Regions from separate parts of the Homo sapiens genome. Here all the other regions are linked to region 4. The links are chromatin loops, found by intact Hi-C in ENCODE. Cell type or tissue: OCI-LY7. All regions are shown on one strand.

Evidence for each region. A loop is a pair of places that touch in the nucleus more often than their neighbours do. Peaks named below come from ENCODE experiments on the same cell type or tissue, not always from the same donor. Only the 100,000 strongest peaks of a DNase experiment are listed, where the experiment ranks them.
Region 1: it touches region 4 in a loop (4-fold over the local background); 5 of 110 quality-filtered maps call a loop at or near these places.
Region 2: a loop joins it to region 4, with 7 times the contacts of the local background. A loop is called at or near these places in 2 of 110 quality-filtered maps.
Region 3: a loop joins it to region 4, with 6 times the contacts of the local background. A loop is called at or near these places in 11 of 110 quality-filtered maps.

What each region holds. Positions count from the first base shown.
Region 1 is chr4:140,804,579-140,812,578 of GRCh38, forward strand. No RefSeq gene overlaps it. Among named protein-coding and RNA genes, the nearest start is that of TBC1D9, 52 kb to the left of the region's middle. In OCI-LY7, a CTCF peak has its summit at 3,061; DNase peaks (open chromatin) are centred at 2,742, 3,123, 3,493 and 3,883; H3K4me3 peaks cover 2,666 bases; H3K27ac peaks cover 5,053 bases.
Region 2 is chr4:140,591,556-140,599,555 of GRCh38, forward strand. No RefSeq gene overlaps it. Among named protein-coding and RNA genes, the nearest start is that of UCP1, 27 kb to the left of the region's middle. In OCI-LY7, CTCF peaks have their summits at 3,609 (motif pointing right) and 3,817; a DNase peak (open chromatin) is centred at 3,586.
Region 3 is chr4:140,617,960-140,625,959 of GRCh38, forward strand. TBC1D9 (TBC1 domain family member 9) reads right to left here. Exons shown (of 21, transcript NM_015130.3): 19 at 6,355-6,429; 20 at 6,157-6,260; 21 at 2,823-4,958. The coding sequence ends at 4,236. Among named protein-coding and RNA genes, the nearest start is that of UCP1, 53 kb to the left of the region's middle. RefSeq lists an enhancer at 248-851. In OCI-LY7, no CTCF peak of the experiment used is centred here; DNase peaks (open chromatin) are centred at 3,132 and 3,412; H3K4me3 peaks cover 2,127 bases; H3K27ac peaks cover 5,521 bases.
Region 4 is chr4:140,739,135-140,747,134 of GRCh38, forward strand. All of the region lies in intron 1 of TBC1D9 (TBC1 domain family member 9), which reads right to left. It overlaps LOC124900786 (a long non-coding RNA gene), which reads left to right. Exons shown (of 3, transcript XR_007058282.1): 3 at 6,237-6,305. Among named protein-coding and RNA genes, the nearest start is that of TBC1D9, 13 kb to the right of the region's middle. In OCI-LY7, CTCF peaks have their summits at 4,297 (motif pointing right) and 4,499; DNase peaks (open chromatin) are centred at 3,467, 4,367 and 5,637; H3K4me3 peaks cover 2,436 bases; H3K27ac peaks cover 2,857 bases.

The sequences.
Region 1 (8,000 bases), 65 kb after region 4:
CATGAGCCACTGTGCCTGACCAACAAACATCAAATTTTATTCTTAGAAACTTCCTGTAACTATGAAGTCTTTTTTTTTTTTTTGGAGACGAAGTCATGCTCTGTTGCCCAGGCTGGAGTGTAGTGGTGTGATCTCTCTCACTGCAGCCTCTGCCTCCTGGGTTCAAGTGATTCTCCTGTTTCAGCCTCCCTAGTAGCTGGGATTACAGGTGCATGCCACCATGCTTGGCTAATTTTTGTATTTTTAGTAGAGACGGGGTTTCACCATGTTGGCCAGGCTGGTCTTGAACTCCTGACCTCAAGTGATCCGCCTGCCTTGGCCTCCCAAAGTGCTGGGATTACAGGCGTGAACCACTGGCACCCACCTGTATTAAGTCTTGATAATAATGATGAAAACTCACATTTTGAGCCCTTAGTATGTGACAAGCACTGTGCTAAACACTTTAATACATTAATTTCTTAATCCTTGTACTAATAGAAATTATGAATCTGAAGTACAGAGAAGTTAAGTAACTTGCTCCAAGTTGCACAGATAAAAAATAGTGGAGCTGGGAGAGGAACCCAGGCAGCCCCTAAAGAATACATATGGAAGGCTATGGGATAGTTTGAGCCCACCTTCAAGAATCATTGTTTTAGATATTTATAGCACTGCTTTTTTCCAGAGTTGATATATAAAACTCTAGGCACTTTTTATAACCTTTACTGAAGCTACGGTGGACTTGGATTATAGTCATTGATTTCCTGCATTAAATTGTCAGCTCCAGGAGGTCAGAGAACCCATCTTGTTCTTTTGTTTTCCAAGGCCCTAGAAAAATGTCTAGCACAGAGTATTGGATCAATAGATGTATATATACTTTATTTAATTGTTTCACATAAAAATGCTTACCAACATATTTTATTTTTCTGCTGATCTCAACATTTATTATTCCAGTAAACATGTATCTAGCACAAGCCATGTGCCCACTTCAGACATGGGGATACAGCAGTGATAAACTTACACATGGTCCTACCCTCAGGGAGTTTGCAGTCTAATGGGGGAAACAGACACTAAAGGAGCCATTAAGATGATGAGATGATAAGAGAACTATGGATGCCATCCCAGCACACTGTAAAGGGGCTGATCCTAAAAAAAGGCCAGGGAAGGACTTGTGAGGAAGTGTTGAAGGTTGAAAGCTGGAAGATGAGTGGTAAATAGGTCAGATGAAAGGGAAAGGGGATATGTTGGAGAGAATATCTTAGATAGAGGAACAGTGCGTTGAAAGGTCAGGGATGGCCAGGTGTGATGGCCTCACACCTGTAATCCTAGCAGTCTGGGAGGCCAAGGTGGGATCGTTTGAGTCCGGGAGTTCAAGCCCAGCCTGGTCAACATGGTGAGATCCCATCCCTATTTTAAAAAAAAATTAAGAAAGGTGCAGGGATGAGAAGCACAAAGCATTTGTGGACCTACAAGAACTTTATTGGGTCCTTGAGCCTAGTGGACATAAGGGATAAAGGCCAGCCATAAGGCAAGAGAATTAGTCATGGGCCAGCTCTGGGAAGGCCTTGGTAGGAGTATGGAATTTCTCACAAGGTACTGGGAAATCGCTGTAGAATTTTAAACATAATTAATGTTTTGCTAAAATTTACGTCCAGAATGATTTCACTTGTGGGCAGTGCAGAGAATGGATTCACTTGTGACAGTGCAGAGTAGGAAGTAAAACAGAAGGTTGGGAAACCGGTTAGAAGGTTATTGCAATGGTCTTAGTGATAGAGGATAGCAATGGCCAGGATGGAGAGAAACTTGAGAAACAAACACCTAGCCAGCCAAGCAGAGCAACCAAGTTTCTAATGAAAGTGTTAGTCAGACCAGAATTTTCTCCAACTGCGTCATTAACCTCATCACTTGCGATCTTTAAGAGGAAAGAGTATATGCTCTGGTTATTGTTCTGATTCTAAATTTTGTCCCAAAGATCAAGAGTGCAGTACCATCTTCACAGTGAAGATGCACTGGACAGCAGTGTTTAAATGGTCAACTATGGTTGGGAGGGAGGGGGTTGAGGGACCAGAGGCTGAATATTGTAGTTTCAACCAGAGAGAGTCATACATCAAAATTGTCTGTAGAGCTTTTTAAAAATAACTATGCCCGGTCCCCATCCCAGATCTGTGGATTTACAGTCTCCAGAAATGGGGCTGGGGAGTGTGCACTTTATAAAGCTCCATAGAATATTTTGATACTCTATGATTTAGAACTTTGTGTGTAGGGCATGAAATACTGAGGGCTTGAGCAGGGCTTTTCAGAGAATACAAATGTGGGAATTAATAAGGAGGTATAATTTTCAGGACTTGGCAACCGACTGGATGTGACCCAGATGGCAAAGAGAGGTTCTACAGATAGCGGTATCTGTGATCGTCCACTAGACCATTTACAACCTGGGCAGAACTTTTGTGAAAACTGGATAAAGTCACCTCCCTAAGCATAGAGCTTGGCAAGCTGAGCCAGGTGCTGCCATCAGGCCATGGGTTCTATATGGCAGTCCTGGTTTCCCACCTGGAAACAGGAGGTCCAGGCAGCATAGGTGAGCTGGTTAGCAAAGACACTGGTAGATTAAGTTTGGGTCAAAGTGTGTTGGGTAAGCAGGAAAATATTCATCTATCCTCAGGTGTTAGAGCAGGTAAGTGGAAATCCTGTTTGTTGAAGACCAAGGATTGAGCTGGGAGATATTGGCGTAGTGGCAGAGCTGAAGATCTGCATTGTTTGATACAGTCAAAGGGAAGACTGCAGATAGAAAACAGAGTTCTCTGTTACTCGAGTGTAACTGGTGACAGTTAAATTAAATGTACTGGGAAGAAACAATCACTTAGAAAGTAACCAATGATACAACAAAATTCCCTCCATAAAACTTAAATGTTATTTTCCGGAAACTTTAGCCTAAAAAGTAGTAGGAAATTCCATGGTGGGGTAACAGGTTTTATGGGAAAAGTAGGACAGAAGAACCAACCTTGGCGGAACTTATGAATATTGTCACATTTTCTAAACTCAAACAGTGGAGGGCATACTAACTAAATAGACTGTTAGTAGCATTAAACCCAGCCTAAGTTAAAGGGTGCTGGACAGCTAATCGCCGTGTACCACCTCCTGGTTGTTAGACTCTACAGGATTTCTTCCCCCATTTAATCGAGATGGTTGCAAGTTCATTTTGCATTATTGCAGATAATGTTTATTTGCATTTTAAGATATGTTTACTTTATTCCTGTTCTACTCATGTGTCCAGTCTTCTCTGATTTGGAGTTGTTTTCTCCTGCTTCCTGGAGTAACTTGGATATTTGGAAAGGAACATCTGCACAACTGAGAAGATTTTTTTTTTTAAACTCGTTTATTTATGCAGAGGGTCATGAAAACTTCAGCCAAAGAAAGCAGAGCATTGCAAACTGTTAGTTCCTCTTAGAGGTTTCAGTTCTCTTCTCCCAGAAGATAACAGCTAATAATATAAACAACATTCTTTCAACATTTCCATCTGCTGAGTGTTGGGCTCAGAGTTTTACATATGTTGTGCTATTTACCCTTACAATAACATTGTAAAGCAGGTGATACTATCATCTCCATTTCAGAGATGGGGAAGTTGGCTCTTAGCCTAACAAATTTGGTCAAGGTCAAAGCAGTATCATTAGTCAGTGGTAGACATAAATTTGAACGCAGATTGGGCTAACCCTGAAGCCCTAAATCTTCTCTTTTAGAATTATGGTAAAAGACACATATGTTAAATCAAGTTTAGCCTAAAGCTGCCTCCTTACGTATTTTAAGTTCAGCCTAAAGGTTTTGCTGTACATTGTAAACTATAACAAGTGGAGGTGTAAACAGACCATAGCCTACAGTTGTGCCAATCACCAAGTTTTGGCCAATGAAATGTAGCCAACCGTTCGAACGGTGTTCGAATAAGGCAAATGCAGACCTGTAACCAATCCAGCTGTTTCCGAACCTCCCTTTCCTTATTCTGTCCATGAATCTTCCACCACGTGGCTGCCTGATTTGTGAATAGTTCATTGCTCAATTAAACTTCTTTAAATTTAATTCAGCTGAAGTTTTTGTCTTATCACATAGATTTACCATCTTAACCTTTTTTTTTTTTTTTTTTTTTTTTTGAGACAGAATCTTGCTCTGTCGCCCATGCTGGAGTGCAGTGGCATGATCTCGGCTCACTGCAAGCTCCGTCCCCCCGGGTTCATGCCATTCTCCTGCCTCAGCCTCCCGAGTAGTTGGAACTGCAGGTGCCCGCCGCCACGTCCGGCTAATTTTTTTTGTATTTTTTTAAGTAGAGACTGCATTTCACCATGTTGGCCAGGATGGTCTCTATCTCCTGACCTTGTGATCCGCCTGCCTCAGCCTCCCAAAGTGCTGGGATTACAGGCGTGAGCCACCATGCCCGGCCCCATCTTAACCTTTTTTAAGCGTACAGGTCAGTGGCATTACATACCTTCACATTGTTTTGCAAATATCACAACCATTCATCTGCAGAAGTTTTTAATCATCCCAGACTAAAACTCTGTACTCATTAAACAACTCTAAATTCCCGCCTCTTCCAGTCCCTGGTAACTACCTTTCTACTTTCTGTCTCCATAAACTTGACTATTCTAGGTGCCTCATATAAGTACAATCATACAATAGTTGTCCTTTGGTGTCTGGTTTATTTCACTTAGGTTCACTTAGTTTTAGCACTTATAAGGATTTCCTTCCTTTTTAAGGTTGAATACTATTCCATTGTATGTCTATTCTACATCATATTTTGTTTTGCCATTCATCTGCGGATTGGGTTGTTTACACTGTTCGGCTATTGTGAATAATGCTGCTATGAAGATGGGTGTACAGGCCGGGTGCGGGCACGGTGGCTCATGCCTGCAATCCCAGCACTATGGGAGGCCGAGGAGGGCGGATCACTTGAAGTCAGGAGTTTGAAACCAGCCTGGCCAAAATGACAAAAACCCTCTGTCTACTAAAAATACAAAACTTAGCTGGGCATGGTGGTACATGCCTGTAATCCCAGCTGCCTGGGAGGCTGAGGCAGGAGAATTGCTTAAGCCCAGGAGGTGGAGGTTGCAGTGAGCCAAGTCTGTACCACTGCACTGGAGCCTGGTCGACAGGGAAAGACTCCTTCTCAAAAAAAAAAAAAGGGTGTACAAATATCTGTTCGGGTGCCTGATTTCAATTTAAGGCCCTAAATATTAAGCACTGCTCCACAAAGCAGCAAGATCCAGCAAGGTCACAGCTCTGAGATGGAGGCTGACCAGCCTGCAGCTTCCTTTATGTAATCCAGTACGAACATAGCCTCACGGGAGAGGAAAGAAAGGAATACAGGAACTTCGTCTTCCTCCCCACAACTTCCTAGTTGAAAAACAGATTCTACTATTGTCGACCTGATTGTACTTGGAATCAGTTGCAGAAATCCTGAAACATAAGCCACAGCTCTATTTCTTCTCTTTCAGAGTTAAAAAAAAAATACACATTTTGCAACAGTATAGAAAATACCTATTTTTAAAAAATGCTCTGCGATATAACATGACAACTCTCTCTCTCTTCTTTCTTTTCTCTCTCTCTCTTCTCTCTCTTTCTCTCTCAGACAGGGCCTCGCTCTGTTGCCCAGGCTGGAGTGCAGTGGTGCGATTTCGACTCACTGTATTCTCTGCCTCCTGGGCTCAAATAGTCATCCCACCTCAGCCTCTCAAGTAGCTGGGACTACAGGCATGTACCAATACACCTGGCTAATTTTTGTACTTTTTGTAGAGACAGGGTTTGGCTATGTTGCCTAGCCTCATCTGGAACAGCAATCCACCTGCCTCAGCCTCCCAAAGTGCTGGGATTGCAGGCATGAGCCACTGCACCTGGCTGACAATGCCACTTCAACTACACCATCGTACCTACCTGGTCTCCCTGCCCATCTGTATTAGCTATTGTTCATACTGACTATGCATAGATTTGTATCACTTGAAAGGCACATTTCATCCTCTTTAGTCATTTTCTATTTGATGGATCAGGTGTGGTTTATGTCTTGGTAATTAATTAGGAAAATGTAAAAACAAAACTCTCCCTTCTGATTTTTTTTTTTTTTTTAGTAATTTTTCATGCTAAACATCTTTCACAGCCCTTGTCAGTTCTCTCAATCAATCTCTCTCTCTCCCCGCCTTTCCCTCTCTCCCTCTCCCCACCTTTCCCTCTCTCCCTCTCCCCACCTTTCCCTCTCTCCCTCTCTCTCTCTCTCCCTCTCCCTCTGTCTCTCTCTCCCTCTCTCTCCCTCACTCTCCCTCTCTCTCCCTCTCTCTCTCTCCCTCTCCCTCTCTCTCTCTCCCTCTCCCTCTCTCTCTCTCCCTCTCCCTCTCTCTCTCCCTCTCTCTCCCTCACTCTCCCTCTCTCTCCTTCTCTCTCCCTCTCTCTCTCTCTCTCTCTCCCTCTCTCTCCCTCTCTCTCCCTCTCTCTCCCTCACTCTCCCCCTCTCTCTCCCTCTCCCTCTCTCTCTCTCTCTCTCCCTCTCTCTCCCTCACTCTCCCCCTCTCTCTCCCTCTCTCTCCCTCTCTCTCTCCCTCTCTCTCCCTCTCTCCTTCCCTCCTTCCCTCCCATTCAATAGAATGTGGATGAGGCACACTCACATCGTGAAGGGTAACCTGCTTTATTCAAAGTCCACAGACTTAAATCTTAATCTCATCCCAAAAAGCATACTTTCATAGAAACATCTAGAAAAATGAGCAAATATCTGGGCACTGTGTCCCAGTGAAGCTGACACATAGAATTAACCCTCACAGTGTGGGAAAGGCAAGAGAAGTATATTTTATTTTAAACAGGGGAGCTTCGCTACCTGCTAGACTAACAAACAGAGGTTTTAGTGGATGAGCCGTTTAGAAATATCTTATAATTAGAGTAGAAAACAAATAAACTAAGCTCTCTACATGGGAAAGGTCAAAAAGCAGAGGCGTCACCCAGGTCCTGGCTGTGGATTTTCACAGGGTGGTGAGCAGATGGGAGCCTCCCAGTGAGAGCAGAAGGCACCTCTCCCTGGAGGCCAAGGCTCCCGAAGCTGCTGAGGGAGATTAAAAGCCTCCCTGCATGGGACAGTTTCCAGCTCCCACACCCAGCTGGTGGGCTCCTCTTTGCACTGGCTGCCACAGCCAGCAGGTTCCTATGCCCCCTCCCCAGGGCATTCAACTAGAGAAGCAGGCTTGGGGCTGACAGTGGGCTCACACCCCCTGGAGCCCCAGCAATGCCCCACTTCACTTTGCAGAGACCGTGCATCCTGGGCTGTCCTCCTCCACTCCCTGCAGATGCACTTGTTATTTTTCTCATCCTGGAGGATACCTCTATAGTTCTTCAAGGCCCTGTTCAACTGCCATCTCCACAGCGAGGTTGGTGCTGAATCCTCTAGCTGACATTTATTTCTCCTCCATGACATTGTCGCAGCAATTACTCTGAGCTCTGAACTTACACCTTCTTCAACAGATGTCATCTACCTATCTGCGTGACTGTCTTAGTCAACTTGGGCTGCCATACCAAAGTCCTACAGACTGGGTGGCTTCAACCACAAACATTGATTTCCTCACAGTTCTGGAGGCTGGAAGGCCAAGATCAAGGTGTGAGCAGAGCTGGTTTTTTCCGAAACCTCTTTCTTTGACGTGTAGATGTCTTCTCCCTGTGTCTTCACATGGTCTTTCCTCTGCACATGCAAATTTGGTGTCCAAATTTCCCCTCTTTATAAGGACACCAGTCATATTGAATTTAGGCCAACCTAATGACCTTGTCTTAACTTATTTACCCATAATCCCTTATCTCCCGAGTCACCTATCTCCCAAATAAGGTCACCTTCTGAGGTACTGAGAGGGGGACAGAACTCGGAAATTTTTGGCAGGTGGGTGGGCATAACTCTGCCCTTAACAGTGACCTTGGGTGACTTGCTTCACCACTCAGTTTCCTGACCTGCAAAAGGGGGATACAAATAATGACTATCCCATAGTATTTTTATAAAGATGAAATCAGTTAGTGTA
Region 2 (8,000 bases), 150 kb before region 4:
TGAAGCCTAGTTTGTTGAGGGTTTTTATCATGAATGGATGTCAGATTTTATCAAAAGCTTTTTCTGCATCTGTTGAGATGATCATATGGTTTTTATTTTTAATTCTGTTTATGTGGTGAAACACATTTATTGATTTGCATATGTGTTGAACTAACCCTGTATCCTAGGAATAAAGCCCACTTGATTATGGCCAATTAATTTTTTGTCGTGTTTCTGGATTTGGTTGAGGATTTTTGCATCTGTGTTCAGCAGGGATATTGGCCTGTATTTTTCTTTTTTAGTTGTGTCTTTGACATATTTTAGTATCAGAGTCATGGTGGCTTTGTAGAATGAGTTGAGGAGGAGTTTCTTCTCCTCAATTATTTGGTATAGTATCAGTAGGATTAGTGCCAGCTCTTCTTTGTATGTCTGGTAGAATTCAGCTGTGAATTCATCTGGTCCAAGGCTCTTTTTGGTTGCTGGGTTTTTTATTTGATTCAATTTCAGAACTCAGTGTTGGTCTGTTCAGGGTTTTGATTTCTTCCTGATTCAGCCTTGGGAGGTTGTGTGTTTCCAGGAATTTATCCACTTCCCCTAAATTTTCTAGTTTGTGTGCAGAAAGGTGGTCATAATAGTCTCTGAGTATCTTTTGTATTTCTGTGAGATCAGTCATAATGACACCTTTGTCGTTTCTGAGTGTGCGTATTTGGATCTTCTCTCTTTTTTATTTGATTATCTAGCTAGTGGTCTATTGATCTTGTTTATCCTTTCAAAAAACCAGCTTTTAGTTTTGTTGATCCTTTGTATAGATTTTGGGGTCTCAACTGTACTCAGTTCTGCTCTGATTTTAGTTATTTCTTTTCTTCTACTAGATTTGGGGTTAGTTCTTATTATTCCAGTTCCTCTAGGTTCAATATTACACTGTTAATTTGAGATCTTTCTAACTCCTTGATGCAGGCCTTTATAGCTATAAATTTTCCTTCTAACACTGCTTTTGCTGCATCTCAGAGATGTTGGTATGTTATGCTTCTGTTTCCATTTATTTCAAAGCATTTTTTGATTTCTGCCTTAATTTCATTGTTTACCCAAAAGTCATTCATGAGTAAGTCATTTAATTTCCATGTAACTCTGTGGTTTTGAGAGATCTTCTGGTATTGATTAGTATTACTATTCCACTATGATTTGAAAGTATGGTTGGTATGATTTCAACTTTTTTGAATCCATTGAGACTTGCTTTATGGCTGATCATGTGGTTGATCTTAGAGTATGTTCTGTGTGCAGATGAGAAGAATGTATATTCTCTGGTTGATGGGTTGTGTGTTCTGTAGGTGTCTGTTAAGTCCTGTTGTTCAAGTGTCAAAATTAAGTCCAGAATTTCTGTTAGTTTTCTGCCTCAATGATCTGTCTAACACAATCCAGTGGGATGTTGAAGTCCCCCACTATTATAGTGTGGCTGTCTATGTCTTTTCATAGGTCTAAAAGTACTTGTTTTATGAATCTGGGTGCTCCAATGTTGGGTGCATATATGTTTAGGATAGTTACGTCTTCTTGTAGAATTGAACCCTTTATCATTATTTAATGCCCTTTGTTGACCTTTTTGATCATTGTTTGTTTAAAGTCTGTTTTATCAATATTAAGAATGGCAACCTCTGCTCTTTTTTGTTTTCCATTTGTGTGATAGATCTTTCTTCAACCCTTTACTTTGAGCCCTGGGTATCATTACATATGAGATGGATCTCTTGAAGACACATGGGACTTGTTTATCTAACTTGCCACTCTGTACCTTTTAAGTGGGGTGTTAAGACCATTTACATTCAAGGGTAATATTGATAAGTGAGGGTTTTTTGTTTGTTTGTTTGTTTTTTTCTTGAGATGGAGTCTTGCTCTGTCACCCAGGCTGGAGTGCAGTGGTGTGATCTCGGCTCACTGCAACCTCTGCCTCCTGGGTTCAAGCAATTATCCTATCTCATTCCCCCAAGTAGTTGGAATTACAGGCACCCACCACCATGCCCAATTAATTTTTGTATTTTTAGTAGAGACAGGGTTTCACCATACTGACCAGGCTGGTCTCAAACTCCTGACCTCAAGTGATCCACCCACCTCGGCCTCACAAAGTGCTGGGATTACAGGTGTGAGTCACTGTGCCCGGCTGATAAGTGTAGTTTTAATCCTGTCATCATGTTGTTAGCCGGTTGTTTTGTAGACTTGATGGTGTAGTTGCTTCATAGGTTCTGTGGTTATACACTTGTGTGTTTTTGTGGTACCAGATTTATTCTTTCATTTCCATCTTTAGAACTTTCTTAAGGACCTCTGATAAGGCTAGTTTAGTGTTAACAAATTCCCTTAGAGTTTACTTGTTTGGAAAGGATTTTATTTCTCCTTCGCTTATTAAGCTGAGTTTGGTGGAATATTAAATTCTTGGTTGGAATTTCTTTTCATTGAGAATGCTAAAAATGAGGCCCCCAATCTCTTCTGGCTTGTAAGGTTTCTGCTGAGAAGTCCTCTTTTAGCCTGATGAGGTTCCTATTGTATGTGATCTGACCTTTTGCTCTAGCTGCCTTAAAGAATTTTTCTTTAGGGTTGAACTTAGTCTCTGTCTATATGCCTTGGTGATGCTCATTTTGTATATTATCTGGCAGGTGTCCTCTGGATTTCTTGTATCTGGATGTCTACCTCTTTAACAAGATTAGGGAATTTTCTTGAATTATTTCCTCAGATATGTTTTCCAGGTTGTTTATTTTTTCTCCTTCTCTCATAGGAATGCCAATAATTTGCAGGTTTCATTGCTTTATATAATCCCATCTTTCTTGGAGACTTGGTTAATTTTTTAATGTTCTTTTGTCTTTATTTTTGTCCAGCTGGGTTAGTTTGAAAGACCAGTCTTCAAGCTCTGAAATTCTTTCTTCTACTTCATGCAGCCTTTTGTTAATGCTTTCCATTATATTTTGAAATTTCTTAAATGAGTTTCTCAGTTCCAGTAGCTGTGATTGATTTCTTCTTAAGATGTTTATCTCTTCTTTCGTTTCCTGCATTGCTTTTGAAGTTTCTTTGTGTTGATTTTCAGCCCCATCTTGGATCTTGTTGAGCTTCCTTGCAATCCACGCTTTGAATTCTTTTTCTTTTTTCTGAGACGGAGTCTCGTTCTGTTGCCCAGGCTAGAGTGCAGTGGCGCGATCTCGGCTCACTGCAAGCTCCGCCTCCCGGGTTCACGCCATTCTCCTGCCTCAGCCTCCCGAGTAGCTGGGACTACAGGCGCCCACCACCACGCCTGGCTAATTTTTTGTATTTTTAGTAGAGACGAGGTTTCACCGTGTTAGCCAGGATGGTCTCGATCTGACCTTGTGATCCGCCTGCCTTGGCCTCCCAAAGTGCTGGTGAATTATTTATCTGTCATTTCTGGGTTTTCATTTTGATTAGGGGCCATTGCTGGAGACATAGTGATACTTTGGTGGTACCTCAACATTCAGGTTTTTCATGATGCCAGAATTCTTACACTGGTTCCTTCTCATCTGGAGAGGAGTGGATTGGGTAGAGTCTTTGGGCTTTGTTTCTATAGCCCTATGCACTTCTATTGGCGGATTTTATATTGGGCTGTGTGGTTTGCCCTACAGGCCAGTAGATGGTGCTTGTGGGTAAGAGTCAGCTGCAGCACAAGCAGGTAGGTGTGTACCTGTTCTTTGTTTACTGTGAGGTGCTCTCTGTTGTTTCAGGTGAAGGACTAGACAGTGGAGTGCCTGGTGCTCTGAGCTTCCTGTTCTGTGGGAGTGGGGAAACACAGCTGGGCAGAGATTGAGGCCCTGATTTGCCCATGAATACCCCAGTGGCAAGTGCAGGCACCAGCCCTGCTGAGGGTGGCTGGGAGGAGCTCCTGGTGAAGTGCCTGGAGCCTCTGAGAGGGGGTAAGGGTGGTGTACCTGCTCCCCATCCTAGGTAGGCAGGAACTTGATTCGTTTCCCTATCACACCCCTGTTACAGGGCTTCTGATTCATAGTTTATTTATTTATATTAAAATTTTGTTATTTTAATAGTTTTTGGGGAATAGGTGATTTTTTATTACATGGAGAGTTCTTAAGTGGTGATTTCTGAGATTTTGGGGCACTTGTCATCCGAGCAGTGTACACTGTGCCATTAGTCTTTTATGCCTCATCCCCCCCACCCTTCTCCTTGAGTCTCCAAGGTCCATCATATCATTCTTATGCCTTTGCATCCTCATAGTTTAGTCCCTACTTATAAATGAGAACATACGATATTTGATTTTCCATTTTTTAGTTACTCTACTTAGAATAATGGTCTCCAACGCCGTAGAAGTTGCCGCAATTGCCATTATTTCATTTCTTTTTATGGCTGAGAGGTATTTTATGGTGTATATATACTGCATTTTTTTTAATCTACTCATTGGTTGATGGACATTTAGGTTGGCTCCATATTTTTGCAATTACAAATTGTGCTGCTGTAAATATGAATGTGCAAGTGTCATTTTCATATAATGACTTCTTTTCCTTGCTGGATCAAATGGTAGTTCTACTTTTAAATTTTTAAGGAATCTCCATACTGTTTTCCATAGTGGTTGTACTAATTTACATTTCCCTCATCAGTGTAAAAGTGTTCCCTTTTCACCACATCCACACCAGCATCTATTATTTTATGATTTTTAAATTATGGTCATTCTTGTAGGAGTAAGGTGGTATCACATTGTGATTTTAATTTGCATTTTTCTGATAGTTAGTGATGTTGAGCATTTTTTCTTATGTTTGTGGGCCATTTGTATATCTTCTTTTGAGAATTGTCTATCCATGTCCTTTTCCCACTTTTTGATGGAATTTTTTTTTCTTGCTAATTTGTTTGAGTTCCTTATAGATTCTGGATTTTAGTCTTTTGTCGAATGCATTGTTTGTGAATATTTTCTTCCACTCTATGAGTTGTCTATTTACTCCGTGGATTATTTCTTTTGCTGTGCAGAAGCTTTTTAGTTTAATTAGATCCCATTTATTTATTTTTGTTTTTGTTGCATTTGCTTTTGGGTTCTTGGTCATCAATTCTTTGCATAAGCCAATGTACAGAAGTGTTTTTCTGATGTTATCTTCAAGATTGTGCAGTGGCACTATCTTGGCTCACTGCAACCTCTGCCTCCTGGGTTCAAGTGATTCTCCTGCCTCAGCCTCCCGAGTAGCTGGGACTACAGGCACCTGCCACCACTCCTGGCAATTTTTTTTTTCTGTATTTTTAGTAGAGATGGGGTTTCTCCCTGTTGGCCAGGATGGTCTCCATCTCTTGACCTCATGATCCACCCCCCCTCGGCCTCCCAAAGTGCTGAGATTACAGGCATGAACCACCATGCCCGGCCTCTTCAAACTTTTTTAACAAGTCTTGGCTTTGCCGTTCGATTTGATTTTCTAAAAGGAAAAGCTTACTTGAATAAGGTGGAAGAGAAATAAGGGAAGCTTTAGTAAGTACTGTTTGTACAATCCTTTGTATGAGCCTACAGATGCATGGTATGACACAACCTTAACAAGAATGAATGCACTTATTATGACAGCAAGAGAAATAAGAATTGAGGCTATGATTCCTTTCCATTTACTAAACTACTTTCTTAGCTATCCTGAAATAGGGTCATTGACTCTAGAATTTTTAGTTAATTCATTGGATAAAGCGAAAAGTACTTGCAAGGCCTTTGTTATGCTCCTATTGGGGTCATTGTTGTTTGAGATGAAGGTACAACATTGGGTTTTAATCATAACACAAACTCTACTTTTTGGTCAATAACATGTCTAGAGCTATTCTGTTTTCCTAAGCCATTTGGCTAGTAGGCCTTAATTGGCCAGCTACTCTTTTGATAGCATCCTTGGTGTAATTAATAAACCACTGATGATTATAATAGATGTAATTTATCTAAGCTACATTTTTATTAATAGTTATCTGTAAAAATATAGATTCAAATCTTGCAGCTATTTGGTCATGGGCTTTGAATCTGTCAGGCACTCCCTGTGGGACTCTAATGGCATCTATGTAAACTTGAGAGTCAAAAGACCCATAAGGGGCTTCTCTTATTTTTCAGTGTTGTGGTTTTTCTTTTTCTGGTTGATGAAATGCTAGAGTGAAAGGGATAGCCAATTGGACAAGAGCACAAGTGCTGCTCCAGTTACTTGGCAGAGTGTCCATTAAGGGTCCACTGCAATACTACTATACGTCTGCTCGAGGATGACTAAGGGCAGACTGATGGGTAAGCTCTTGGAAGGGCTTGAGCTCACTACATCTTGTTAAGCTTCTAAGGAATACCAAGTTCTCCCCCTGTTGTGTGAGACACAAGGTGAAATTGATGTTGGGAGATGGAAGCTGGATGGCCCTTGGGGGCTGCCTTCAGGGTGTTGAACTTCAGGATGTAACAGAGAGAGAGCTTGGCATGACTTGTTGCCACAGGCTGTGGAATCCTGGAAAAGAGCTACTATACAGCTTATGTCTGGTAGACTGAAGGACTGTCTCAGTGGAAAGGGGACAATCTGGGCCTCTGGTCTGCCATGCGCACAAGCATAACAATTGCTTTTGTTTAACATGTGGATGGAATATTGGATCTATTGCAACCAGGCATTTACATCTTGATATCCTGTTTCAACTGCTAGAGTTTGTCTTAGATCCTTCACTTCTACAATATTTACTTTGGCATTGTTGTCGGGCAGGGTAGAAGGTTTAGAAGGAGAAGGGAAGGGGGGCAATAAAGCATATTTTGAAAAAGCCTATAGGGTCGTATCTATTGTCCTCTGCTCCTAAGCTGTAAAAGCATTCTAAAGGGGGTGCAGGGTTGGTGGAGGTAGGGGCATTAATGGAGATAATCACTGATCCAACGGTAAGGTTGACAGTTAGAGGGGGTGGTTCTTTTGGAAAGGCAGAGGTAAGATTTAGGTTGGTACAGCCTTTTGTGGGGAAGTCCTGCCATGTTCTCTGGTGGTTAGGATGACATCTGCCTTTTGAGAACATATTTCTTAACTTGGGGTGTCTTGGTACCTCCGCCATGAGCAAGGCGCAGGGTCAGTGGCTTCTCTGAAGTGGTAGAGATATTTTTCTAAAGTAGAGATTTGCCTTTGCCATTGTTCGTACTCCTCACAAGGTATAACAAGGCAAGCATCAAAGGTAATGATATGGGGTGAGTCTGACTTAGTTACCTTGATAACAAGGTCAGCAATAGAATGAGGAAAGAAGAAAGAATAATAGAATAGATGAAAGAGAGTTAAACTTTTCTTAGCTTTAGTTTGAGGGAGTTCTCCTCTTGGATAATGGCCTATGACTTCAGGGGTGGCGGTGCTTTCTTGACTTGGGTGTGATGGGTCCATCCTTTTTCTGCTGTCCAGACTGCAGTTTCAGTGGTTAGAAGCACTAGGTAAGGTCCCTCCCAGGTTGGCTTGAGTTTTCCTTCTTTCTAGCTTTTGATGAGGACGTGATCCTTGGGCTGATGCTGATGTGCCGGGAACTCTAGAGATGGCACTTATACTATGAGACTTTTGGTTTCAAGAAAAGAGAAAGTAGAGGAGAGACCAAGTATGTAATTCCTGAGGAATTGGTCTTTTGTTTTAAATGTGGGAATGTCAGCAGTGGAGTGTAAATAAGGCACTCTCTAGACTATCTCATAAGGAGAAAGGCTTATACTTTCTGAGGGGCAGTCCAGATTTTTAACAGGGCAACAGGAAGGTATTTGGTTTATGGTGACTGAGTCTCTAGAACTGATTTGGTTAAGTGGTTCTTTAAAATCTGATTTGTCTTATTTACTTTCCTTAATGAAGATGGGTGCCAAGGAGTATGATATTTAATGTCTAGGGCTTGGGATAGCTTTTTAATGATTTTAAACTTGGACACTATATTTTCAATTAATGCTATAACTGTATTATTGGCTATTGCATCTGCAAAGGGAATAGCTTTGACTTAGTGAGTGAGGTGATTTATTACCATTAATAAGTATTTTAGATGACTTATTGGAGATGTCTCTGTAATCAATTTAGGTACTTTGGAGTGGTCTTAAGCTTGGACTCCTT
Region 3 (8,000 bases), 120 kb before region 4:
GGTTAGAAGTTGAATCTGTAACAAAAGAGCCTTTTCACAGGATGGGTAATGACAAATACACAACCAGAGGAGCCCTTAACTGGAAGTGGAAATAAGGCAGCTGCCAACACCTCCACTTCAGTTTCCCTGCTAGGTTCAAGAAGCAGAATCTCTTTAAGTTCAGGCTCCTAGACAACGCTTCAGCTGGAGACCAGACCAAGGCTACTCTACTGAGATTGGGAGGTTCCTATAGAGTCTCTGGGGCCAGGAAAGTGAGGAGGAGAAACCTCACCACCCTTCCTAAAGAGGTTTGCCCTGAAGAGAGCAGGCTGCGGGAGTTGCCCTGTGCCCAGAAGCCAGGGTGCTCGGCCTGCGTCACCTTGGTGGGGGTGAGGATGCTGTTGGGACATGAGCCTCCTTATTGGCCGTGGCTCTCTTTGTGGTTCTACCACATAGCTTATCCTGCTTCTCCCTAGAATCAGCTTCAAAGTGGTGCTTAAGCAGTGATATCCTGATATCCTTAGATCTGTGGTTTCTCTGGCATCATCCCTTCCCCGCATCCACACTCTGCATGGTTTGCTTTGTTCCTTTTCTGTAGCAGTAGCTTTCTCTTTTGCTTGTTCTTATGTGAAAGCTCCACTGAGGCCAGGACCCAGTGCTGTGGAGCAGGAACCTCACCGAGATATAGACACTGAGCCCTTCCTCTGCACTGGTGTCATCATTATTATATTAGCATAGGAAGGACTGACAGAGATGGGGGTAAAGTGGCCAGAGAAGATGATAATGGCTGGGCATGGTGGCTCATGTCTGTAATCCCAGCACTTTGAGAGGCCGAGGCGGGTGGATCACTTAAGGTCCGGAGTTCGAGTGCAGCCCGGCCAACATGGTGAAACCCCATCTCTACTAAAAATACAAAATTAGCTGGGCATGGTGGCGGGCACCTGTAATCCCAGCTACTCAGAGGCTGAGGCAGGAGAATTGCTTGAACCCGGAGGCAGAAGTTGCAGTGAGCAGAGACTGTGCCATCACACTCCAGCCTGGGTGACAAAAGCAAAACTCTGTCTCAAAAGCAAAAACAAATAACAAAACAAAACAAAACAAAAACCCCTACAAAACAAACACCCCCCAAAAAACAGAGAAGATGGTAAATCACAAGTTGAAATCAAAGAGAGTAATCCATGGAGACACGAAAAGTGCATAACACAACCATGAACAACTAGAAATGTGTCACCTGTCTTCTGGAAGCTGAGGGCGGAATAATTCCCCCAGGATGTTCTTCTGATGTAGCGAATGAGAGGACGAGCCTATTTGTCTCGTAGACGAAGCTGGAAATTTCAGCTCAAGGGTTCAGGCTCCTCCCTGTGCATCCTTTAGAAGTAAACACAGACTAAAACCTGCCATTATGCAGTATATTGCTGCTGTGATGAAAAGCACTATGATGTGCTTGAACGAATAAGGACAAGATTGCAACAGAATTCTCAGCATATTAATAGAGACAGGCTTTCAGAGGGACTTGCTACTCATTTACTGTCACTTTCTTAATGACAATGGAAAATGCTGGCTCCTCTTCTATATCCAGGGCTACACATTTAAACAAAACACTCTTATTTCCCGCTCAATGCTATCTCTGATTTTGGCAAAGTACAGGTGGGTGAGAGTATTAGATTTTGCAGTTATTTCTTGAGGCATATTTAAGACATCAAAGATAAAAACACATGGAGTCACGTGTAATAATCTTAGAGTCCAATAAATGACTAGCTACTTGATTAAACCAAATGGCATTATAGCATGTTAATAAGGATTAAACAGACGCATTTTCACCGTCATTACTTAGATGGAATGAGTATTTTTTTTTGTTAACTTTTATTTTAGGTTCAGGGGTACATATGAAGGTTTGTTATATAGGTAAACTAGTGTCATGGGGGTTTGTTGTACAGATTATTTTGTCACCCAGGTACGAAGCCTATTAACCAATAGTTATTTCTTTCTGTTCCTCTCCCTCCACCCACCCTCCACCCTCAAGGAGGCCCCAGTGTGTGTTGTTCCCTTCTCTGGGTCCATGTGCTCTCATCGCTTAGCTCCCACTTACAAGTGAGAACATGCAGCATTTGGTTTTCTGCTCCTGCATTAGTTTGCTAAGGATAATGGCCTCCAGCTCCATCCATGTTCCCATAAAATACATGATCTTGTTTTTTATAGCTGCATAGTATTCCGTGGTGTATATGTACCACATTTTCTTTATTCAATTTGCCATTATGGGCATTTAGATTGATTCCATGTCTTTGCTATTGTGAACACTGCTGTAATGAACATTCACATGCATGTGTCTTTATAGCAGAATGATTTATATTCCTCTGGGTATATTCCCAGTAATGGCATTGCTGGGTTGAATAGTAGTTGTTTTTAGCTCTTTCAGAAATTGCCACATTGCTTTTTACAATGGTTGAACTAAGGTACACTCCCACCAACGGTATATTTGTGTTGTTTACTTTACAACCTCGTCAACATCTGTTCTTTTTTGACTTTTTAATGACTGGTGTGAGATGGTATCTCATTGTGGTTTTGAAGACAGACATGCAACCAACAAGCATATTTTAAAAAGCTGAATATCACTGATCATTATGGATAAGCATTTTAAGTTAGATAACTGATAACAATTATATTCCTTATTTTAAATATAGTCATTGATATACTACAAATTGTATTTCTCTCTCTATGTTTGCCTATAAAATTTATTTACTTAATCAAAATGGTTGCCTGATATAATTTCCCCTGCAAAAGTTGTCAAAAGAATAATGTTATTGCCTTAGGCAGGAACTCAAGCACAAAGATAAAAAGCTGTATCTGAGTATTTGCTGTATTTTATTTGTTCACATTTAGCCTATTTGAGGTTAACACTACTTCATTTGACAGTTTAAAAATCATCCTGTAAATAGAATAAAAAACAACAGCAGCAATAGCTAAAAAAAGGACACAATGTATAATAAAATAAAGGAATGTGTTGAAAGAAATATTCCAAAGAAGCAAAGGAAATGAGACCATGATTATGAATTCAACAATCAGAAGAAAAAATCGTCCAACATCTGTAAAAAGCAAAATCATAACAGTAATAAAAAAGAAGCAAGAATTCAAAGTGCAGGTGCGCTAGCTTTCATTTCCACATCCATTCAGGAAATAGAGCATACTATTCTTTTATATAAAGTGACAAGTTCTGTTTTTAAAACATTCAGTTACATTATCTTGCAGATTTTTTTTCAGTTTACATTATCTCTACATTGATTTGATGGAAAGATGGTCATATGCGATATGTGGTATAAATTTCTTCAATCTATGGAGAATACGGAAATGGTAAAGTTGACTGTTTTACTTATGTTTTTGCAGTAAGAAGCTAAACATCCAGTATCAGAAGCATCAGTACTTTTACTCTTTCAAAAACAAAAGCAAAGCAAAAGCAAAAACCTGTCATGAGCCCTCTGTCTTTGCTGCTACTTTCAGATTCTCTGTGACAAAAGACTGTTACTTTTCACTGAATTCTAATGAGTTGACGTAAATAATCAGAACAATTTCTTAAATGCAAAATTGGTCTGGTATCTGTCTAAATTGGTCAATACAAGTGTTATTCTGGAATCATGTAAAAATCACTTACTTTCATAACTGTTTAGAACCCCAAATGTTTTCCCTTTGAAGGGGAACATCTGTGGAATATGATTTTGAATAGAGGACTTCTATGAAATATATTTCAAATCTTAAAAATATTTTTAATACTTCCTAAAGTGGTATAGGATTTACCCTCGCTGACTATGCCTTCCATTTAAGAACAGTCTTGCATTTGTGGCTTTTCATTTTCCTTACAGCTCTAATTTTATTTAAAAAGCCTGAATACACAAATGACTGCTGCCTTACTTAGCATTAAACAGTACTATTTTTTAAACCATGTATACAGCTCAACAGCAAGATTAATAAGTTATAATACACACATATCACTGACAGATTCATCTTTTTGTTTTTTAGAATTCACGAAATAAACTGTATTCTGGTAAATCCCCTCCCCGCAACAAGAGTGTAATGTACCTACATTGAGGTGTTTAAATATTTCTCCAACAGTTTTCATTGAATTACATTATGAAAACACTAGGCTTCAAGCCAGGTACTAATAAATATTTAATTTAAAAGAAAGAAAGAAAAAACTCAACACAGAAGAACATAAAAAATCCCTCCCCTCCCTCTCCTCCCACTCCCCCGGGAAGGCGCCCGTGTCAGCCGGACATGGCCGAGATTTCATAGTCACTGGCCGAGGTGAGGGGCTTGCCCATCATCCGGATGTTTTTTGCACTGGTAATCCTGGCCATCATGCACACGGGCTTGTCAAAGTACTTGACCAGGGCAGGCTCAGTTAAGAGGGAGGCCAGGAACTGCTCGAAGGTGATGGCCCAGTCCCGGTCCAGGCTGGTGCTCCGGGGCAGTGCCGCCGTGCCCTGGCCGCTCCGCACCAGGACCGTGTCCTCTCCGATGTCCTCGCAGTGCAGCTTGTCCTCCTCGTGGGAGCCGGCACTCAGCACCGAGTATGAGGACATGGAGCTGTCGTCCTTGGTGTCGTCGTCAGAGATCAGCATGGAGGAGCAGGCCCCGTTGTCCCGGGGCGAGGAGTCCTCCAGCTTGATGTCCTCCATTTGTCCTCCAAGGGAGTGTTCCTCGCTGTCGGGGGCCAGGCTGGCCGGCAGGGGCTCAACAGACTCCACCACGTAAGGCTGGCCTGGCCCTTTCTTGGGGAAGAGCACGCCTGGGATGCCCTGGTGGCAGGACGGCCCACTGCCTCCGCTCCCGCCCTCCTTTGCAGGCTGGGCCACGAACAACTTGCCGACCTCCCCAATCTCCAGCAGGAGGCTGGTCACTGCTGCCGTGGCGTGGTACAGCTCCTGCTCATTGGGGTCTTCGCTGAACATGTTATACATTGTCTTACACAGTTCAATGAACTGCCCCTGAAAAGCGATTTGGAAAAACACAATGTGAAATCTTGGGGGAGCAGAAAGGCAGCACTGAAGTGGACTGTAAAGCCATTTAAATGAGAACGCCTAAAGATCCCTGGAAAGTCCTCCGCCTAGGCTGGATGGACATGTTTAAAGTCTCCTATTGATGTTTCTATTTTTAATTTTTATTTCTTTTTGAGACAGGGTCTCTCTTTGTCGCCCAGGCTGGAGTGCAGTGGTGCAATCACGGTTCACTGCAGCCTCAACATCCTGGGCTCACATGAACCTCCCACCTCAGCCCCCCAGGCACACACCACTATACTCTGCTAATCTTTGCGTTTTTTGTAGAGATGGGGTTTCGCCATTTTACCCAGGCTGGTCTTGTACTCCTGGGCTAAGTGATCCTCCTGCCTTGGCCTCCCAAAGTGCTGGAATTACAGGTGTGAGCCACCACACCCAGCTTATTTTCCCAATTTTTTAATTTGAAAATTTTCCAACATCTATGAAAGTTGGAATGAAAAAGTAAACATCCATGTACAGCTCACCTCGAGTCAAGAAGGACTATGTCATACATTTGGCTCAGTAACTTTTTTCTTGTTCTCTTTTCCCTTTTTGAAACATCTTAAGGAAATCCGAGACTCATCTATTTTCACGTCTACACACTTTAGCATGCACCTCAATTTTTCCAAGGTTAGCTCCAATCCCTCCTCCCACGACACATGCCCCATCTCCCTGGACAGAAGTAATGCTTTAGTGCTTTCAGTCTCCACCCAGATGACTTCTGTTCTTCAATTACAAAACTTAGCATTTTCAGCCTATAATTATTTATATTGTTTTTTTCTTCCTCATTTCACCAGGTTTTTAAGGAAAATGTGCAGACACCTTTATAGCTAAGCACGGTGATCTGAAAACAGCAATGTGTTTGTCTTTCGAGTATCTGAGGGTATTTTTAATGATTGCAATAAGATGCATTTACTCTCAAAATGGAATATGTTGTGGTTCACATTTCCTCTGAGGAAGTCGTTTTTTCACAATGGAGCATATTTTTGATGCATAAATACATGCACAAAATAGGTCCAAATGGATACTAAGTAAAGGCCCCAGTTATTATTTTTGATGGGTATTGAGTCTACATTTATCGATGACTTTTCAGTCATAGAAAAAAGAGTGTCCAGGTTTGAAGCGAATGATTTGAACTTTAAGCACTTACCTGATTTAATTTGGGTAAATCCTTTGCATTCTTTGACTTAGATTTATTTTCTGGAGTCCACAGTCTCAAATAATTACGATTTTCTTGGGAATTTGCTCTCTTCCCTACAACCCAAATGTCAAGAAATAAGTGCTTACAGGCCAAAAAACAAGTGTACAACCAGCAAGAAGGTAAACATATAGAAGAGAATATCCTTACCTTTGTCTGGCTTTAGGCTCACCGTAACAAAGCCATCATCTGCACCCTGTTTGCTTCTGCTATCCAATCCAACAACTACCAAGAAATGGTTCAGAAGAAAAAAGTAGAATGTTATATAATATGACCATGGAATTAGCATTTGTAGTGGAAAATAGAAGACTCTCTAAGTAGGGTTGCCTGATTTAGCAAACAAACAAACAAAAAAAAACTCCTCAAAACAAAACAAAACATTCAGTTAAATTTCAATTTCAGATAAACAACAATTTTTGGGGGGGATAAGTATAACCCTGACATTAGAGGGGACATACTTATACTAAGAAAATTATTTTGTATCTGAGATTCAAATTTTACTACATGTCCCATAATTTTATCTGACAACACTATCTCCAGGTAAAGGACCTCCGCAGAATTCTTTCTCACAGCTGGGGTTCAGTGTACAATAAAAAATTAATGGAGGGTCAAGCAGCGTGGCTCATGCCTGTAATCCCAGCACTTTGGAAGGCCAAGGTGGGCAGATCACCTGAGGTCAGGGGTTCAAGACCATCCTGGTCAACATGGTGAAACCCTGTTTCTACTAAAAATAGAAAAATTAGCCGGATGTGGTGGCACATGCCTGTAATCCCAGCTACTCGGGAGACTGAGGCAGGAGAATTGCTTAAACCCAGGAGGCAGAGGTTGCAGTGGGCTGAGATGGTGCCATTGCACTCCAGCCTGGGCAACTAGAGCAAAACTCCATCTCAAAAAAAAAAAAATTAATGGGATAATGCCACATAGCCTTTAGTACTTAAAAAATGGTAGTGCTTGCCCCAATGAATGTTGATTTCTCTCCTGTCTTTTCTACATTATCATTTAACTTTGCATATATGAGACAGATTTTTTTTGCCAGACCCTGCAAAAGATCCAGAACTCACTCTTTCAAGGAAATTAAAATCTATGTTGGCAGAAGAGAGAAAATTTTTTTTTTGCTAAAATGTTACATGCTATAAAACTACTTCAGATTTATAATTTGGTACTTCAAAAATATGACTTTTAAGGAACCCACTTATAACTGTTTTGTCTTCTTAAAACGAGACATTACAGGGCACATAGGGACTTCAAAATAGAGAGGTGTACAATGCCCTCAGTTTCCCATGCAGTTTGTTGGCTGTTAGGGTGCATTCCAGCACTTCTTCAACCACCCAAAGCTGGCTGGTCAGACAGAGATGTGGCCTTTACTGTATTACGTGTCAAATTAATCTCAGTAGCTTTTAAGACACAGTGAGGAAAGTGTACTATGTGTTGTTGGGAAATTCCTCCCCTCTTAATGTTGAAAATGATGTAGGCAACAAGTGGATTTTTAAAAAATATTTAATGTATGGTAAGTCCATGCAATGGATACTATATAGCCATTTAAAAACCACATTTTCAAAGAAATTTTAATGACAAAGTAATATTCTCACTGGATTTCAAGTAAAAAAAGCAGGATACAAAACTGTATAGGTAGTTTGATCCCAGTTCTATATACATATATCTGTGGTGTGTATGTGTACAATTTGAATAAAAAACTGAAATATTTCAAGGTGAATTATTAGTTATCTTTATATGGTAAGATTCTAAGACAGTTTTGGCTTACTTATTTTACCCGTACCTGAAACATTTCCATGCAA
Region 4 (8,000 bases):
TACAGGCGTGTGCCACCATGCCAACTGTGTATTATTAATAGAGACGGAGTATCTCCAAGTTGGTCAGGCTGGTCTCAAACTCCTGACCTCAGGTGATCTGCCCACCTCCCAAAGTGCTGGGATTACAGGCTGAGCCACCGCACCTGGCTCAAAACTGAATTTTTAAGACTGGAACTCACTTTGCCCAAGTTTCCTTTAGCTTTCTAAAGGATGCACTGTAAGATCATCTTCCTCCCTCCTTTTGTAAAAATAATATCCCATTTTAATCCTTTTCTTTTTCTAAACTCAATCAAAAATGAGTACAAATCCAAGCTCTGCCTATGCTACCAGGGTTTCCTCAGGTAAATACTTCTCTGAGAACTCAGTTTCCTCATATATAAAGGGGAATAATATCTAACCTACAAGGTTATTATGACAATCAATTAAAGAATGAAAAAGTTCTCAGCAGGATGCCTGAATCACAGATTTTCGGCAAATTTTAGCTCTTCTGTCTATATATTGTCTATGCTAATTATAAAATGAATTTTTAAAAATTCATTTGTACATATTACCAAAATGTAGAATTTTCCTTATTAAGAGGCATTAAAGCTGGGCACAGCGGTACATGCCTATAGTCCCAGCTACTAGGGAAGCTGAAGTGGGAGGATCGCTTGGGGCCAGGAGTTCAAGACCAGCCTAGGCAATAACAAGACCCTATCATATTGAAAAAAAAAATTTTTTTTAAACAGAAGCATTAAAAGTAATCTAGAAGAAACAGAATTAGATAAACAAGAGTTCCCTTTTGTTTGTTCAGTGTAAACAGAGACCAAATCCTTAATGTTCTGCTTGATCTTCACTCTAGCAAGTATCTGTCCAGCATGCCTTAGAATAATGGAGCTGAAAAGGTAGGAGTGGAGGTACAGTTATGGGTGTGCATTTCTGACATCACCTCATGGAACTTCATCTAGCTTTGTGCTCCTTGCACCCAGATATAAAGTAAAAGAGTTGATTTTAGGCCCCTGATTAATAATCTCTAGACCCCTGAACTTCAGTCCAGAGGCTGAGTCATACAACAGGCCTCTTCCAAATGAATAGCTGTTCCTAACACTATGTATTAGCCAAGTTCCCATGGAAAGGTAAAAGGCCTCAGGCATCTGCTGAAGGACTGCTCTAAAAGATCTTTAATAAGTAAATTCTTTTCTGGATTTCCAAAAACAGGGACAGACAATTTTAACTTGAGGTCAACAATCTAAGTCTAGCTCCTAAAACTAAAGTGTTTTCCACACCAGTAATACCCAATTACAATCTCATCTTCCTGGGTGCAGGAGAAAGACAAGGTTCATTTCCTCCACCTACCCAGAGAGGGTCTACATAATGAACTCCCCCTTTACTCGCTCTTTCTCTTCAAACATTCACCTTATCTTATGTAAAATGCAGGTTCACTAGGCACTAATTAAAGTGTCCCAGGAATGTAACCATTGCCTTACATCATACCTTCCCCTTTTCCCACATGCCTTCCCCTGCTTTAAGGAAATGTAAACATATTAAACCTCTGGAAAACCTCTTTGGAAAAACAGCCACAGATGTGTCTGTGCTAGTGTTTTTCCCAGACATGCCCTAAAGCTGGCTTAATAAATAGAGAGGAGTGAGACTTATACCTCAATCACTCATTTTGGCTGTCAATTTCATCCAAATGAAAGTTCCTAACTTAGATCTCCAGTGGAGAGTTAGAAGGAAAATCTTAATGGATTTCCTGAGTGGATCTCACAACTAGAAAATCTAGCAATCTAATGTTCCCTGAAAGAATATGTAAATAACCTATAAACCAAAAATAAAATTCTAAGCCCTCCAACCAACTGAATGGACCTCTCCTCTCAGCCAAGGGACTTCAAAAGTAAACTGAAAAACTAGTTCAGGCCATGGTAGGAAGAATAGAGCAGGGTGGGGTGGTGAGGGCTGTCAGTCATACCTCATTATAATCTCCTCCCTTTGGAATTCCAGAAAAACTGACCAGTATTAACATTAAAACAGAGATCTGAAGACTTACAAAACAGATTCTTTGTAGGAAGAAGATACCAAACTCCAACGTGACTCTAGTATAGCATTACATGAGAAATAGCAGGCCCTAAAGAAAGAAATTGAAGTATTTTACCCCAAAATATTTCTTTGACATATTTAAAGTGGCCCTGCAAAGCTATCTCTTGTGGGGGAAATCTACATTTTGCAGAGAATCCCTTTCCCTTTCCAAATCTCCTCCAGATCCAGAAGAGATTTAATTAAGAATCTAGCACCTTTTAAGATCTGATCAGAGACATTTATCAGGCCAGGTGTGGTGCCTCACGCCTGTAATCCCAGCAATTTGGGAGGCTGAGACAGGCGGATTGCTTGAGCTCAGGAATTCAAGACCAGACTGGGCAATGTGGTGAAACCCTGTCTGTACAAAAAAATACAAAAATTAGCTAGGTGTAGTGGCATGTGCCTGTAGTCCCAGCTACTTGAGAGGCTGAGGTGGGAGTATGGCTTGAGTCCAGGAGGCAGAGGATGCAGTGAGCAGAGATCATGCCAATGCACTCTAGCCTAGGCGGCAGAGCCAGACCCTGTCCAGATAAAAACAAAAACAAAACAGAGACATTTACCATCTTTCTCGCTAAAGCCTGCTATCTGGAGGCTTCATCTACATAATAAAAATCTTGATCTCCACAACCCCTTATCTTAACCCAGAAACTCCTTTCTATTGATTCCAAGTCTTTAGACAATAACTTAACTCTTCCAATCAATTGCCAATCAGAAAATCTTTGAATCCACATATGACCTGGAAGCCCCCTCCCTTTTGAGTTGTCCTACCTTTCCAGACCAAACCAATGTACACCTTACATGGGTTGGTTCACGTCTGCCTGTAACTTGTGCCCCTAAAATGTACAAAATCAAGCTATAACTCAATGACCCCGGGCACATGTTCTCAGGTCCTCCAGAGGCTGTGTCATGGGTCATGGTCCTTACATTTGGCTCAATAAATCTCCTTAAATATTTTACAGAGTTTGGATTTTTTCATCAACAAAGCTAACAGCAAAACTGTGACATGCCATTTGAAATCAACTAGAAGCCAGTGGCAATTGCAGAACACCTTAAAAAATGACTCGCCGGGCACAGTGGCTCACACCTGTAATCCCAGCACTTTGGGAGGCTGAGGCAGGTGGATTATGAGGTCAGGAGTTTGAGACCAGCCTGGCCAATATGGTGAAACCCCGTCTCTACTAAAAATACAAAAATTAGCTGGGCATGGTGGCGGGCATCTGTAGTCCCAGTTACTCAGGAGGCTGAGGCAGGCTAATTGCTTGAACCTGGGAGGTGGAGGTTGCAGTGAGCCGAGATTGCACCACTGCATTCCAGCCTGGGCAACAGAGTGAGACTCTGTCTCAAAAAAAAAAAAAAAAAAAAAAAAAGACTGACTCATCCACTGGGCTTTTTAGAATGCACATCTGACAAGAAAAGAAAACAAAGAAAAGCAGAAGGTGGGTTATTGACTTCTTCACAGTTCTCTAGTTTCACTAGTAGAGGATGTTTTCAAATTACAAATTTCTAGTAACTATACATACACACACTCCCCACAAACCCCCAAAGAGAAAAGGTGACCCCTCCTCCTGTCTTTCCCACTCCAGTCCTCTCCCTGGTGATTCCAGTTTGCCATTCTCAGAGAGGACTATTTGTGCAAGAAGGAAACAGAAGAGAAAAGAGAGAAGAAAGAAGGTGCAGGGGCAGGGGAGAGAGGAGGAGCAGGAGGAGGAGGAGGAGGAGGAGAAAGAGAAAGAAAGAAACTACCTTTTACTGGTAGAGCTTTCAAAATGTACATACAGTATCAGGAAGGGAGGAAAAGGAAGGGAAGGAAGGAGAGAGAAAGGAAGGGATGGAGGGAGGGAGGAAGGAGGAAAGGAAGGAGGGAAGGACAGATGGAAGGAGTTACGTAGAAACAATTTAAGGTTGCTGATCAAAAATTATCTTCTCCAAAAAGCCTGAGTATTTGACTTAATGTTGTCAAACTGCCTAAATATCAGACAGATATCCATTTGCTTTAACAGCATCCTTCAGAAAATGTAATGTCTCTGTAAACTGCAGAACTCTTCCATTACTCACACATTGCTGTGAATTAGAGCCAGTTGCCTCCTAATACCTACATGAGATCATCACCAAGGGAGGACAATGATGGGACAATCATCTATGAATGGTTCTTTATGTTTCCTGTATTTTACATGACTTATCTCAGATTCTTCATAACGGGTGCTAAAACGTTATTAAGCCACATTTTAAATAAGGGAATTAAGCTCAGAGAGGAAGAGAAACTTTGCAAATCACATGTCCAACAGGTGGAGCTGTGATTTGAATCCAGCTGTCTGCTTACTAAGTGAAGGACTAAAGAGTAGAAGTCAGTGAGGGAGGCAGAGAACACAAAGACGCTGTGCAAAGAGCCACCCTCAGGGCTTTTGTCTGTGGCATTCCCTGCACACTGCTGTGCCATGAAGCAGGCATGGGCTTCCACCTCCAAGACTCAGAACTCAAGGTGGTACCTACCACAGCTGTTGGCATTGTAAGCTGCCTAGGTCCACATAATTACAAATCCTGTTCTGTACATAACTACAAAACAGGCTTTTGTGGTCAGGCCTGGGAACCATATCACAATTCACAATCTGACTCTTCATAAAGTGGGTCCTCTCTGTGCATGAGGAAGGCAAAGCAGAAAGGATATGCAGTGTCCCTAGAGCAGCAGGTCTGCCTCAACCTTTCAAATTCCTCAAATTTCTAGGACGCTTGGAGTAAATTTTTTCTTGCCTAGTTTTTGTGGCCAGTTTACAAACACCCAGAAGTTGTTAAATGTCATGTCAAATCCTGCACAAATTATAAGCATTCATTCCCACGGTTTCTTTGTAGAATAAATCAGTCTCAAGAGAAATTGGTATGGACAATGGAATTCTGTGAACAAAATTATCTTAAAGTTGATAATAATAATGGGATGGAGGTGGGGGGGATTCATGGGACAAGCAAGCAAAATCTGCTTTTGTCTGGTCATGTTTCCTGTCAGCAGCATTTTCCTATTAATAATATGTATTATGAGCCAACTCCACACACAGCTATAGACTACTGCCCACCCCAACACATAGAAGTCACCAATATAAACCAAAAATAAAATTCTGACCCCCCAACTGACTGAATGGACCCTTTCTCTCAGCCAAGGGAACTTCAAAGAAACCAAAAAACTAGTTCAGGCCATGATGGGAAGGTGGGTTTTCAGACATGCTTCATTATACCCTTCTCCCTTTCAAATTCAGGCACAACTGACCAGCATTAACATTAAAACAGAGATCAGGTCACTTTTCTGATCCTAAAGAGATTAGCTAGGTGTCTAGCACCTTTTAAAGGTCTGAGTAGAAAACACTTGCCATCTATTCCCACTAAGGGCATCCACCTGTGAGACCTCATCTACGTAAGAGCCTTGGGGCCCTGGCTGTGGCTCACACCTGTAATCCCAGCAATTTAGGAGACCAAGGTGGGTGGATCACCTGAGGTCAGGAGTTTGAGACCAGCTTGACTAACATAGTGAAACCCCGTCCCTACTAAAAATACAAAATTAGCTGGGTGTGGTGGCACACACCTGTAGTCCCAGCTACTTCAAAGGCTGAGACAGGAGAATCGCTTGAACCTGGGAGATAGAGATTGCAGTAAGCCGAAATCTTGCCACTGCACTCCAGCCTGGGTGACAGAGCAAGAGTGTTTAAAAAAAAAAAAAAAAAAAAAAAAAGAATCTCAGTCTTCACAACCCCTTACCTTTACCCAGTCACTCCTTTCTATTCACAACTCCTATCTTAACCCAGTCACTCTTTTCTATTGATTCCAGATCTATAGATAATAACTCTTTAAACCAATTGCCCATCAGAAAATCTTTCAATCCACCTGTTACCTGGAAGCCCCACCTCTTTGAGTAGTCCTGTCTGCCCAGACAAAACCAATTACACCTTACATATACTGATGTCTTATGTCCATCCCCCTAAAAAGTATAAATCCAAACTATAACCCAGCCACCTTGGACACCTTGGACATGTTCTCAGGACCTCTTGAGAATGTGCCTTGGACCACAGTCACTCATATTAGGCTCAGAATAGACTTCTTTAAATATTTTACAGAGTTTGATTCTTTTCATTGACACCAATTATAACATTAAGTTCCATTAGGAGCTAACATAAATTTTAACTGCTTTTGTATTACAGTTGACCTTTAAACAACATGGGTTTGAACTGCCTGGATCTACTCACACAGGGATTTTCTTCAGCCTCTGTCACCTGAGACAGCAATACCAATCCCTCCAACTCCTCTTCCTCAGCCTACTCAACTTTGTGAAGACGATGAGGACAAAAACCTTTATGATGAACCACTTCCATTTAATGAACAGTAAATATACTTTCTTTTCCTTAGGATTTTCTTAATAACACTTGCTTTTCTAGCTTGCTTTATAATAAGACTGCAGTATATAATACATATAACAAAAAATATGTGTAATCAACTGTTAATGTTATCAGTAAGGCTTCTGGTCAACAGTAGGTTATTAGGAGTTAAGTTTTGGGGGAGTCAAAAATTATACAGATTTTTGACTGCATGGGGGATTGGCATCCCTAACCCCCTGTGTATTTATAAATAAATACACAAGCACTACTAGTTGCAACTTTACTAATACAGTACTTACAAGCTGGCAAGATGAAAGCATTTATCCTAAAAACATACACCTCCTAACCAGTCAGGGCTTCATGAATATCACTTTGTTATTTCTCATACATTTCTGGGAATTATTTGGTTGTTTGATTATAAAATGGAAAGTCTCCCTAGTTGTGGAGGTCTCCACTGAATGCACTATGTCAAATTCCTGGACAGTCCAATGCTCTAACTCAGATGGAACAATTTGATATGGACTTAATTAGTCTGCACTCTTACCATCTCCATGCCTATGTTCTCAAATCTCCCGAATTTGTTCACCCATGTTTCATCTCAAGGTTAATAATGTGACCCAACAAAAACTGGCTTTTTCTTTTAAATCTTTGTAAAGTTCAGCGCCCTAAACATAGTTGATACACAAACACATTTCTGAGAGAACAGCTTACTGAAGGAATCACACATTTGATTTTGTATAACGAGAAACTGTCTCCATCTCTTGAGATATTTTAACTTGAAGCCCCTACGTTCTAATTCACCTGAGATCCATTAAACTCCTAAAATTGCATGCAATTTTTTGGAGTGCTTTCATTTTTCTCAAGGTAGAGTCCATAGCTTTTATTAGATTTTCAAATGGGGGGTGGTTATAAGAGGAAAATAAGATTAATATACACCATTATAATTAATCTATTAGTCCATTTTCATGCTACTGATAAAGACATATCTGAGAGGGGGCAATTTACAAAAGACTGTGGTTTAATTGACTCACAGTTCCACATGGCTGGGGAGGCCTCATAATCATGGTGGAAGATGAAGGAAGAGCAAAGGGACGTCTCATATGGCATCCAGCAAAGAGAGAAATAAGAGCCAAGCGAAAGGGGTTTCCCCATATAAAGCCATCAGATCTCGTGAGACTTATTCACTACCATGAAACGGTATGGGGGAAACCGCCCCCATGATTCAATTATTTCCACTGGGTCCCTCCCACTCAAGTGAAAATCATGGGAGCTACAACTCAAGATGAGATTTGAGTGGGGACACAGCCAAAGCATATCAGTCTTGTAAAGAATACTAAATAGGACGGGCGCAGTGGCTCATGCCTATAATCCTAGCACTTTGGGAGGCAGAGGCAGGAGGACTGCCTAAGCTCAGGATTTTGAGACCAGCCTGGGCAATATAGTGAGACCCCATCTCTATTAAATAAAAATAAAAAATAAATAAATAAATAAATAAATGCATATAAAGAAGAATACTAAATAGGCTGGATATGGTGGCTCATGCCTGTAATCCCAGCACTTTGGGAGGCCTAAATGGGCAGATCATCTGAG